Regions from separate parts of the Mus musculus genome. Here region 1 is linked to region 2. A link is a contact called in ENCODE Hi-C or POLR2A ChIA-PET data. All regions are on one chromosome and are shown on one strand. Each heading gives the region's core, a stretch centred on a gene start or an enhancer-like site at or near the end of the contact. The rest is flanking DNA. Distances are from core to core; before and after follow the strand shown.

What was found. Hi-C counts contacts between places; a loop is a spot of excess contacts on that map. ChIA-PET counts read pairs that join two places held with the same protein, here RNA polymerase II (POLR2A).
Region 1: a map of T-helper 17 cell shows a loop between it and region 2 (2.6-fold over the local background). The contact joins the promoter of Srgap2 here to the enhancer-like site in region 2. A Hi-C loop is called at or near these places in 2 of 37 maps with a recorded cell type or tissue (T-helper 17 cell and regulatory T cell). POLR2A ChIA-PET finds 5 or more read pairs at or near these places in 2 of 5 experiments (both embryonic stem cell).

The regions. Positions count from the first base shown.
Region 1 is chr1:131,524,469-131,530,866 of GRCm38, reverse strand. It overlaps Srgap2 (SLIT-ROBO Rho GTPase activating protein 2), which reads left to right and starts at 3,506. Exons shown (of 23, transcript NM_001081011.2): 1 at 3,506-3,634; 2 at 5,274-5,929. The coding sequence starts at 5,863. It overlaps Fam72a (family with sequence similarity 72, member A), which reads right to left and starts at 2,964. Exons shown (of 4, transcript NM_175382.4): 1 at 2,015-2,964; 2 at 136-213. The coding sequence starts at 2,166.
Region 2 is chr1:131,106,069-131,112,445 of GRCm38, reverse strand. No RefSeq gene overlaps it. Among named protein-coding and RNA genes, the nearest start is that of Gm51643, 3.5 kb to the left of the region's middle. Within about 2 kb of position 4,295, at least 1 of the 3 ENCODE cell types and tissues checked has a DNase peak (open chromatin) inside an H3K27ac peak, as active enhancers do.

The DNA of each region.
Region 1 (6,398 bases), core at 2,257-4,756, 420 kb before region 2:
AAAACACATGCTCTTTTAATGGCTCAACGCCTAAGTTATATCAATGCTGATGCAGCCTACAGAATCTTTCTGTGGGTTTTTATGTCAATATCTACCTTCCAAACTCAGGCTATTGACAACAGTGCCACAAATTACCATTTCAAACATGCGATGTCCTTCAGTTTACATTTGCAGATTCCTGTGAAATAGCATCTTCCAATGAAATCCACTGTGCTGGAGGATAAAAAAGTTTACAGACAGTCAAATATACCAAGACTTTTAATTCTAAAATGAGATAAAAATTTGTCATATGTCCTCTCTAAAAACTGTGTGTGTGTGTGTCAGTAGGGATAGAACTCAGGACCTTATAAATGCTAGGCAATCATGCTATCATTGAGCTATATTCCAAGAATTCCACCTTTCTTTTAAATATGTACAGTTTAAAAGTATTAAATATCATCACACTGTTGTGGGATGACTCTCCAGACCATTTTCATATTGCAAAACTGAAACTCTATACTTACTGTATAACAACCTCCAATTTCCCCTCTCCCCACTTCCTAGCTATCACTATTGTTCTTCAGATACTTCAAATAAGCAGAGTCATACCATATTTGTTGTTTAGTTACTGGTTTGTCCCATTTAGCATAATGTACTCAAGGTTCACCCCATTACAGCGTGTGACAAGATCTCTTTCCTTTAAGGCAACCTTCTGGGCACCCACTTATGGGACGAGTCAGTGGGGACTTAGATGACTTCTATCTTTTAAATTGTGGGTGCTGCTGCTATAAATACAAGATGCTCATCTGAATTCTTTGGATGGATACCTATAAGTGGAATTAATATGGATCATATGGTAATTCTGATTGAATGAAGAACCACCAAATCGTTTCTCTATAGCAGCTTTACCATCTCAAAGTCCTGCAGCCAGGGCCCTGATTTTTCCACAGTACCCCAATGACACTTTTAGTTGTGATTTGGCGCAAATTTCATAAATTCAGAGCTGAATTAGACTCTCAACTATAATCATAGTTAATTTTGTAAGAGTTGGGTAATATTTGTGCTTACTATAGACATTTGGCAGATTTATTCCTCTTGCAGAGAACTGCAGGTCACTTCCCAGCACCCATATCATGAAGCCCACAACTGTCCAAACCAGAGGACCTTCCATCTCTAGCCTGGAGAGTACCTTCCATATCCACCCCTCCTCAAACATACACACAAGTACACAGAGTGACAAAATAATAAGATAAATCTTAAAAATCAATGCATTCACTGATCCACACCCATCTTGGCACATGAATCCACTGTGATTATAATTCCAATAGAGAAAAACAAGCAATACAGAAAACCTGATTCTATGCTAGACTCCAACATGTAACAACCCAACCTGAGACTTCCTTATGACCACAGTTTTATGTTGAAGAGATAGAATATTTCAGATTTTTACGTGAGCATATCTAACTAAAACAACATTGGGATCATAGAACCTTTGGGACATTTGGTTTTACGGTTTTATTATCTACTGCTATTTCGTTATACAAGTGCACCTACACAAACAAAATAACACCTCATTTACCTTGGTAATAAATGATGACTACCTAAGCAAATTCACAAAATATTTCAAAGGGGTGCAGAGGCTCTATGTATAGTTTTACTTCCTTATGTTTTAAAATGCTCAAGTTTGCTATCTTTATTAACCATGAATTTCACTTTAAATGAATCATTACACACTTCTTTCCAAGTGGCTGTTAAAGACTTGCTTCAGTGAGGAAGGGTGTTTGGACATGGCATTGAGCCTTAAGAGTCAACATAAGGGATGCACAGACACATGACTCTAAGGGCCTGGAAGAGTGACCTCAGTACTGACCACGCTGGGCAAACCACAGGCTTTGTCCAGACAGTCTGCCCACTTAGATAAACTCCAAGGGAATCATCAGACTGGTGGGAGTGGCTAGAACACCAAATGATAACCTTGACTCCCAGGGACCCATGCCATCCACTGTCCAGCTAAAGGGCCACCCGTCAGACTTACTTGGTAGGAGGGATGTCTGTAGAGAAAAGGTCTATGTCAGTATCAGCCAGCAAAACAGCCTTCATTCCCCTAGAGCTGAGAACTTGTTTACAGAATTTGCAACACAGGATGGATACGCATCGGTCTTTGAAAGTACAGTTGTTGGTAGACATAGCGTCCCACGTTGAAAGAGGTGCAGAATTTTGAAAGGGGAAACTTTGATTTCCTCAGGCTAACAATCAAGACGGAAGGCCTCTCGTTCTCTACGCTCTAAAACTGGGAAGAGAGTCCTATTTTCCTGGTGGAAAGGGAAACTTAGTATTTATTGAGTAGGAAGAGCAAATTTTACTTCCTTTTGACTTGGGGAGGGAAGGGAAATGGAGTTCAAGGTGGGGAGAGACAAGTGGAGTTGAAGGGAAACTTCCGCAACAGGTTTAACTTTCTCTGGTCTTCAAGAATCTTCTACTCTTCAGCTCCGACCCCGGCTCCGGAATTGGGCGATTTCCCAGTTCCCAGCGGGCTTCTTCCCTTTAAAGCCTCGCCTCTCTGACCACTCCCAGCGCGAGCTCCGCCCGCAGAGCGCTCCAATTCTTGCTCAGCTCCACGCGGCTTCTTCGTAGGATTCAACGCCCCTCAGCCCTTTCCACGCGGGCTCTGGCCCCGTCCCGCTCCCTCTTCTCGGAGCTCGCCCGTGGGCTTTCTCCCTTGCACCACGGCTCTCGGCGTCCTCTCCCGGCCGAGCTCTCGCACTTGCGGCCCGTAACCCGTAAGGTCTCTTCCACAGCGGTCGCTCCGAAGTGAGCAGCGGTGTAGCGAGGTGGAGGGGAGAAGCCTCGGAATAGGCTCAGTTCGCGCTGCAGTCAGTCAGCGAACACGCCGGGTTTTGCTCTTTCTTCCGCTTTCTCTGCTTTTTCTAACCCGCTGTCAGTTTGAATTGCCTGCGCCGAGCAGGGATTGGGAGGACTAGAATTTGCCCCAGACCCACATTGGAAGGCCAAGGGCCTTCTCCTGACGTGAGCTCAGAGGCCACGCCCCAGTAACGGTGCCGATATCAGATCGGCTCTCTGATTGGTTAATATTAGCTCAGCCCCTAAGATCATTGGCCAGCATCTGCTCGGCTTAAACCCTCCCCCCTGTGAACTTGGAAGACACACCCCGAGTTTCTTATTGGTGGATACACTAAGGTCCAGGCCGTTCTCTACTATTTATTGGCTGAACTTCCCTCCTCCCTTTCCCGGTCCGATTGGTCCCGTCTTCTCTTGAGAGTTTGTGTTTGGCTGTCGCTTCCATTTTATCCCGCCCATCAGCTTTACTTTAGGCTTCCACAGGCCGGGGAGGAGCTCACTCTAGGACTGCGCCTAGGCAGCTAGTGTTCGCCACACCTCTAAGTTTCGTCAGCCCCGCCTCTACTCCTGGCGTCTATGGATCAGTTGTTCCTATTGGCTATAGTCCCCGTCAGTCGCTATTAGGCGGGCGGTGATTGGCAAAGGGGTGGGTTCAGCTTCCCGGCGGGGTCTTGCGGAGTTGGCGGAGTCTCCTTAGGGAACTGGGGGGCCGAACTGCGTAGAAGAGGGTGGCGGGGAGGAGAACGCTAAGTGGGAAGCGGAACCTTGGGCCTGGGACCGGTCGCGGCAGAGCCAGGTAAAGGCTCCTTCTCCCCTTCCCTCCCCGTACGCCCGGCTGCTGCTGCTCTGACTGAACAAACCGGGACTGGGCGGGTGGACGCGTTGCGGATGCTGCTGCTTTCGGCGCCGCCTTAGCCGTGTCGCCGCCCGCGGTCCTCATACCGCCCTCCCCGGCCCTCCAAATCCCCCAGTGCAGCCCATAATACTTCTCGGGACTGTTCATCTCTCCGCCCATCCCTGCACTGCCGAGGACGGTCCTCACGCGGCGACACCGCCCTCCCGCAGCCCCTTTGCACACGGTTGGCCGGGTCCACCTAGGGGCCTCGCCGTAACGGTCCGCTGGTCTCGTCCCTGGTCTCCTAGCCTTGGCTGCCAGCCCAGGACCCGGAAAGATGGGGTGTTCCTCACGGCTTGCAGGGTGCTTTCTCCGTCCAGCCCTCCAGTCTGTCTCCCAGGGCTTCTCCACCCACTCTGATACCCAAACCTCATGCGGGTCCCGAAAGTTGCCAACATCCTACACTTCACGTTGCAGCGGTCCACCGCGGTTTCCCTCACTGCCTCGCCCCCAAAGCCGTCCTCTCGGCGCCCTCTCTGGTCGTCCAAGCTTGGGCGGCTCGAGCTGGCCCGGGCTCTCTCCTGCCTCAGGACCCCACCTCACGCCCGCCTCCTGCTTCCTGTCCTCCCGCACCGCGCGGCCTCTGCTCGCTCTTCCTGCGCGCGGCCCTTCCTCCAGCCGCCGGGAGTAGGCGACACTGCCTGGAGCCGCTTGTGCGCCGGCGGGGACAGGGCGGCCTAGGAGGCAGGGGCCCGCCGCAGCATTGGAGCTCTTCCCTCAGCCTCCTTGCCGCCGCCTCTCGCGCCTCCCGGAGCGACTCTCACTGATGCCTCCCACCCGACTGGGATTGGGTGCGGTATTTGTGATCCCTAGGCTTGGGGGACAAAAAAAATACTGGGGGGGGGGTGCCATTTAGAGTCACTCTCATACCTGGCTTGGGGAAGGCTACCGCCGCCTGCCGCCTCCCATCTCCGGGTTTTCCCGGTTTAGACCCTCGCCTCTAGCTCGTTTCCTGCTTCTGCCGACCACATTGTTTTCCTGGATGTCCCGTGCGGAGCGGGCCCTTCCTGCAGCGTCCCCCCTCCACCCCCCTCACCCCCCTCCCCGGTTTTGCTGCCAGGAGAAGCTAGTTACCAAAAACAAAACAACTGGGAGGAGGGGTGGCAGGGGAAGAAAAGTTGTGCCCATCTGGTTGTCCCCTCTGGTATGGATCCTGTAGATGTCTGGGAGGTGCCCCAGCCGGAGGTCAGGGGCCGCGTCGCGGGCTAGGCGGGAGGACCCCTCTTGGGCTAGCAGGGTTGGGAAAGCGCCGAGGTGCCGCAGTCCCCACCCGCAGCTCAGCTTTCCCGCCGCAGTCTCCGCCCGGAGCACGCGCTGCCGGCTGCTCCAAAGTGTTCTCTTTCTGCCTTAAAACCTGGAGGGAACATTTTTCCTCCCTACATTGATCGCCACGCCGGGTCTTCGGGCGGAGCGGGCGTTGTTAGGCCAAGATGAATGGGCCAAAGCTGGACTTGGAGTGTCATCCCCGACCCCACCCCTGTTGCGATTAGGATCTTCCCTCCGACTGATCGCCCCCTCCCCCCTTTTCTTGCATTTACAGGCTAGTGAACCGGAGCAAAGACTTCCGACCCACTCTGCGCTGCAGCGGCACCCTTTTGGGATTTGATTTGCAGAATCTTTGAGCTGGTAACACACACACACACACACACACACACACACACACACACAATCCCGCGAAGAACGCCTAGCCCTCCTCTGGCACCCCAAGACAAACCCACTCCCTCCTAGGGACACAGCTGGGCGCGTCCACACCCCCGCATCCCCTACACCATGTTGTGCGGAAGGACTTCCACTCCCAGCCTGTGTCGTTGATGTCAGACCCCAGGCCAGCCTCCGGGCGCTGCAGTTCTCCTGGTTAATGCTGCGGTTGTGGTTAGGGCTTTAGTACTTAAGCCAGCCGCCGCCGCCCCCCACTTCCCCACCCCCGGCCTCAGCGCCCACAGTCTGCATGTGTGTGCAGTAGCCGGCTGCCCATCCCGCCGCTCGTGTTCTCCTGGAGCTCTGGATACCACCGCGGGGCATTTCTCTGCCTGTGGGAGAAGTGGCCTTGGAGGCATTGATATCAGTGGTTGGATTTTTCCCGTGGATCTATCAATTCACAATTCGGATTTGGAAGAAAGAAGGAAAACATGACGTCTCCAGCCAAATTCAAAAAGGATAAGGAGATCATCGCAGAGTACGATACTCAGGTCAAAGGTAAGGATTTTGAAAATTAGCATAAAGCATATGTTCTGCGGACTGGTGAAGCATGCGTTTCCACCCCAATTTTCAGGGCGTTTGTTTCTTGGGTGGAGCAGGTGGTAAGTTGACCCCAGAGGTGGTTTCATAGGTGGATCAGCAGTGTCAGGGGCCATAGGCACTAGAAGAGGGCTTTAGGAATATCTTTGTGGGGCTGACCATTAATTTGGCAGTTTTTTCCCAAAGGCTGGGCAGGGTGGGGGAGGGGCAGGAGGTTCTCCGGGGAGAGAGAGAGAAAAAAAGCTGCTATTTGCCTTTGGGTGTCTTGAGTCAAGCTTCCTTGAAGGACAGCTGAAATCTGACAGGTGTTTGGACATTTATTTCAAAGGTTGTAGAGAAGCCCAGGTGGAAAGGCAACCTTGGGAAGGGGAAACCATTTGGAGAGACCTGGGAGAGGTGGGGTTTTTCTGGTACTGTATTAAAGCTT
Region 2 (6,377 bases), core at 3,046-5,545:
ACTTGTTTGTTTAAATAGTCAAGATTAGTCTTTTGTTAGTTGAGATTAAACCTAGAACTTTACATGCTGGGCAAATACTGTCCTGCTGAGACACACCCCCAGACCCCTTTTACTTTTTAGTTTAGGTACCTTTTTAGAAAGGGTATCACCAAGTCGTCTAGACTGGCCTTGAACTCTATCTTTTGCCCAGGCAGGTATTGAACTTCCAATGCCCCCATTTTAGCCAGATAACTGGGATTAAAGGCCCTTACTACCAGGGCCAGTCTTAAGATTATTTGAATGAGTGATAGCCATAGAATTCAAGGCTAGTCTGGGAACCTGGACTAAACAGCAAAACACACACACACACACACACACACAGTGGCCCTGACTACTTTTTCAGAAAACAACCACAATCAGGGTGCATTTTCTTTTTGTATAGGTAACTGCTCCTAAGCAGGAGGGAGGGACTAGAGAACACAATCTTTGCACACACTCAGAGACTCGAAGACAACAAGGCAACGAACATACGAAAGACCTTAAATTAAGAATGGATAGGAGCAACAACACCACTTTAGAAGTAGTCTATTTCAGTGTTGCCCAATGAATTAATGTCTAGAAAGTACTTAAAACCACATCTGGTGCACAGTGAAGGCAGCAGGAGAATTCAATATCACAGCAATGACTACCCCACTCCCACCCCCACCCCCACCGCACTGATCCAACCCTGACAATATGAGGCCGATTATTCATGGGGTTCTAGCAAGCTTCTTTACTTTCAGATTTTCCACCAGCCACCCACCAGCCAGCCCCAGGCTTATGACTATCCTTTGAAGCAAACAAAATCCAACAATAATAATTACACAATAAATAAATGTGTAATTATCACACCCTCCCCGCTTCCTTTGTGCAACTGGAGACTGCTTCAAAAGTATCTGCGTGGCTGTGTCTTTTAAGTGTGAGGAATGTTTGTTTGGCTTTGGTTTCTCAAGTCAATTAGAAGCTGTCTCTCTCTGTTGTTGGTTCTACTTTTTTTTTTTTTTTTTTTTTGGAAAGAAAAAAATCTTTACATGCTTATTTTTCAAAAGACCCTTAAGCCGCTTGAGTCTGTCTCTCCACATCTCCTCAGATTCCTTCCGAGGTGGGCCCGAGCTAAGGACCGTTGCCATCATGGCTGCCAAGACAGTCAAGGTAATGGCTCCCTTCCAGCCTTTCAGCTGCCCTCTTCCCCAGAACCCAGGAAGCTCTCAACCTTCACCTTAGCCTTTACACCTAGGCTAGCCTGCTGCCTTGGCCAGATTCTAGTAGCAGTTTTCTAATCTTAGCAACTCACAGCACATTCCCACTGGGGAGGTAACCATTTTTTGGAGGATGTCGCTAGCGATCACATTGTTTTTTTTCCTTTCTTGACAGAAATAGATGTGGTTTTCCCTTACAACACTGTAAGTTCCCCCACGGAGCTGGAAACTCCCTTCTTGGTTGTAGCTCTCTCCCTTCTGACCCGATACGCAACTCTGGGAAGTTAGCTTGAGCTTCTGCCCCTCCAGTCACACAAATCACCTTGGCTAGGGGCCAACTGGAGGATGAAACAGTTTAGGGAAGGATTTATTTTCGGAGGTGCTTAGGAGGGATTGACAAACGCCTCTGGTGAGAACAGTCATTTAGGGAACTGCCATCTCCTTTAGATGATGGCTTTTGAAGAAGCGAGTTTAAGCATCCCCATTGCTAAGCGCTGCCTTCAGCTTGGATCAGCAAGCTATGTTACCTTCAGGTCTTCCTACGTGGAGTTTACTTCTGAAAGGCCTCAGGTAAACAAAAGGCAGGCCTTATGATGACTGTGCTTTCAGTCTGAGAAAACAGGAAATGAAACTGCCCGCTGATAAATGCCTGCTTCTATCTCCTCAATTGAACCTAAAGGCGAAGAAACCAGCCAAAGAAAATTGTAGCCCAACTATAGGCTGCAGCAACTTCCAGTGTTGGGGTGTGGAGATGTGTGTGACATGGGATTATCTCTGATCACACAGTTTTCAGAACCTTCTGTGCCCATCCATTGTTATCCCAACATCCTTCCATCCACCTTCATGGGGTATCTTTGGGGTACTTCTCTACCTCATGCTCCAATTCCTAGAGAGCTTCTTGTGGCTATCTAGGAGAAGTCCATGATTAATTGGTACCCGGGCACGAGCCTGGCCTACTTAGGTCAGGACTGAACTAACCACTATTCTTGTATTCTCACAGCAGACCTACTCCTTAGGCCTGCCTGGGCCTTTCCCTCCTCTCCCTTCAGGGGTGTGTGCTTCCTTCTGGCCTGGCTGCCTGACACTCTATTTGCTTAGGTGATTGTTCATATCTTTTATCTTTTTCAGGACTAGATTGTGGATAAATACCATTCAGAAAATAGAACATCTGGGCCAGTGTAATCACCCAGCATCCATGGTTCATAATCACAGACTTGTGTTTATGGCAGCAGTATTCATAATAGCCAAGATGCAGTAGCAACCAAAGCGGACATGATCTACATAACAACATTTAAAGACAGCGGTACATACATAGGGTATTGTCTTAGTTAGGATTTCTATAGCTGTGATAAAATCTGGGGAAGAAGTTTATTTGGCTTTAAACGTTAACATCACAGACCATCAATGAGGAGAGCCAGGGAAGGCACTTAAGGCAGGAACCTGGAAGCAGGAACTGAAGCAGAAGCCATGGAGGAGCGCTGCTTACTGGCTTGCTCCCCATGGCTTGCTCAGCCTGCTTTCTTATACTATTCAGGACTAAAGGACCAGGAATGGTGCCCCCCACACTGGGCTAGGCCCTCTCACATCAATTATTAATCAAGAAAATGCTCCACAAGCTTGCATACAGGTTGGTGGGATGGAGACATTTTCTCAATTGAGATTCCTGCCCTTCTGATGACTGTAGCTTGTGTCAAGTTGGCAAAAAATAAACACACAGGATACAAACTAGCCAGTACAGCTACAGACTACAAATCAGTCTTTCTCTTAGAAGGGGAATTTGCAATACACACCAGCATGGATGAACCTTGAGGGCATCATGTATAATAAAAAAACAAAGGGAAGGGGACTATGAATTCTGTAGCTTTCATTCATGGGAGGTATCTGAAAGACCCAAATTCCTTGGGCAAAAAAATTTGATGGTGATTTCCAGGAGTTGGTGATAGGGGAGAAAAAAAAAAAAAGAAGTTAGTACAGAGCGGGTATAAAGTTTTAGGAAACCAGTATACACACATTGTAGAGATCTTCTGCACAGTGGAATCTGTAGTCAACAATAAGGCACTGTAGTGAACTTCAAAGTGTGTTAAGAGAGTAGATCTCATGTTGATGTTCTTACCACAATGGCATGACATAGCATGGCACGGAGCGTGACAGTCCACGTGGGAATGGAGCATGGCAATCCACGTGGGGAAGGTGACTTAACTGACTCTGTGGTATACCTGAGGGAAATGGCTGTCTTCTTCTCTCTACTATTTTTTTCCTGAGCCTACACTAGGAGTCCGGAGAAGCCATCTCCAGGGTTGAGGTGGGGATGAGACTGTGGGAGGAGAATCTGCAGATTCATGGGGCCCACGTTTCTTCATCTGGGCCACTGGAAAGCTATCGGTGACACCTCCTTTGTGACTTTTTCTGGGGCATCCACTGAGTCAGCACTCGGAAACACAGTCATGTCAGATCACAGTAATTACTCACCAAATGGGATCTATTATCATGACCTTTTAAATCTGTTTTTTTTTTTTTACTGTCTGCCATCAATCATCCTCCAAACCGATCCATCCAGTAAACATACAAGAGCCCTATTTTGTGACAGGCTTTGGAAAGTCATCAGGATGATACAAAGTTGCCCTAGCACAAAGCTCAGGTTGATTCTACTTCCCCAGCTTCTGCTAGTTTACAATTTTATTATCTCCCCCCTGCCCTCAACCCCATGTTGGGAATGGGATCCAGGGTCTTGTTCTTTCTACCTGATTACTCCACCACTGGCCTGTGTTTTGCTACACCCAGTCATTTCTTGGCAGAAAACAGAACACACAATAGGTGGTGTGTCATCCAATTTCTCCCCCAAATCCTCATGTGAGGATTTGGGCTTCAGGTATCTTGGTCTCGGGAAGGCCAGGGAAACCCAAGATCTCTCCAGACTCTCCATGTCGGTGAGGGAGGCCTTGACTGGGCTGGAGCTCAGGAGTTCACTGCTCCTATTCAGCAGCTCTCCTGTGCAGGTTCCCCTTCCCAGGCCCCAGGCTCCTCCACAAGCTCTCTGGAAAGCAGGAGGAGCAGTGCTGTTGTGTTAAGTAAACAAGAGCCAGATTCCTGAGCAGTGATGTGAGCGGGCACACTGGTCCAGGCGGCTGTGATCACATGGGGAAGTGAAGAAACACCTCTGTGTACTCCTGACCTACCTCGGGAGGGCCCAAGGGAGGGACCTGGTCCCCCTCCCCTCGCTCCAACCCCACCCCCAGTTTTTCCTGGCCTGAATTAGAGGGCCTAAAGCAACAGGATCTTCAGATATAAATGAACAGCCAGCCTGATGTCCTCTGTACTTCTCTTTCAGAGTCTGCCTTCTTACCTTTCTCCCCCGCTCACACGGTCACCTCCCACCCTGGGTTGCTGCTCTCCATTCTTGCTCTCACATGAGGGAGAATTCTGAGGAACGCTTTTCTCACTGAGACTGGGAGGGACTCATGGTCCCAGGAGTGCACCCTGATCCGTGGTCCTGGGAGGACAGCCTGCTCTTAAGCTCATAGGTAGCCAGTGCTGGCTGGTTCAGGAGGTTGGATTTTCTTCTGAAATAGGTGACTTCTGGGTATAGTTTCAGCTCCCCTGGGACTAAGGTAGATCCTTTTGGACTTTTGAATCATAAGACCGTATCAAAGAGCTGGGCGTGGTGGCGCACACCTTTGATCCCAGCACTCGGGAGGCAGAGGCAGGTGGATTTCTGAGTTCGAGGCCAGCCTGGTCTACAGAGTGAGTTTCAGGACAGGACAGCCAGGGCTATACAGAGAAACCCTGTCTTGAACCCCCACCCCCCCCAAAAAAAGGCTAGGGCGATAGCTCAGCTGGTGAAGAACTTGAAGATTCCCCACGCACCTGCATGAGAAAAACATGAGCCTAGTAGTGTGTGCTGCCCCTCTCCAGAGCTTACTGGCCTGCCAGCCTAACCAAACTGGTGAGCTCTGGGCTCACTGAGAGCCTTGTGTCCTGGTTGTTGTTGTCAACTTGACACAACCTGGGAAGAGGGAGTCTCAGTTGACAGATTGCCTGTATCAGATTGGCCTGCTGGCCATGTTTTTGGCAATGTCTTGATGGCTGAGCTGGGAGGGCCCAGCCGACTTTTCCCGGTCACCTCTGGGAAAGGGATCCCGGGTTTATGGGAAAGAGGCTGAGCACAGCCAGAGAGCAAGCCAGTCAGCAGCATTCTTCTATGATTCCTGCCTCCTGGTTCCTGCCTTGAGTTCCTGCTCTGACTTCCCTCGATGATGGACTGTAATCTGTAACATGATTTTCATCAAAGCAACAGAAATCTGACTAGAATACCTTGTCTCAAAGAGTAAGTTGGAGAGCAACTGAGGAAGTCATTTGCTGACCTCTGACCTCCACAGACATGTACACATGTGCATGCATACCCACACCCACGTGAACATCCGTATTCCACCCGTATTCCACACACATTAAATTTTACATTGTCTTTTATTTATTCTCTCTCTCTCTCTCTCTCTCTCTCTCTCTCTCTCTCTCTCTCTCTCTCTCTCTCTCATGTGTGTGTGTGTTTGTGTGTGTGCATTTGCACATACACACCCTGTAAGGGTATTGAGAGTCTTCTGGCTTCTCTATTTTATAACAAGCACACAGGTCTTGGGCACTCTGGTGATCAGCACATCACTTGGTACTCAGTGGTCCTCAGTCAGCATTGGTTGCTTGGAAAGGGATCATGAAAGGGGACAGAGATATAAATATGAGGCTAAAACCATGTGTCCTTTCAGGACATTCTGCTGTTCCTTGCATCTGTGACTGCTCCTAATGGCCACCAGAATCACTGAATGTCCTGATGATATTGAGGGACTTGTCTACAACCAGACCATCATAAGAAGAGTCCCTTTATGAGGCAATAAAGCACCAGGGGTTTTGAGGACGTATTTTGTAAAGCCTTCACTTGTGTGTATGTGTAGATGTGGTCTTAGGATGAGGGGATGGATCAGGCCCTCAGATGTCTCTCTCATTGGGGGATGTTTGGGGGAGGGAACCCTGGCTCTGTTTGTCACTGGGCAATAAAGACAAAATAACACACAGCACAGGTTCAACATCCCTAATCTGGAAACCCAAGGCTTTTTGAATATTCTGAAATTTTAGAGTTTGGAAAATTTGAATCTTTGAATTAGGCATGCT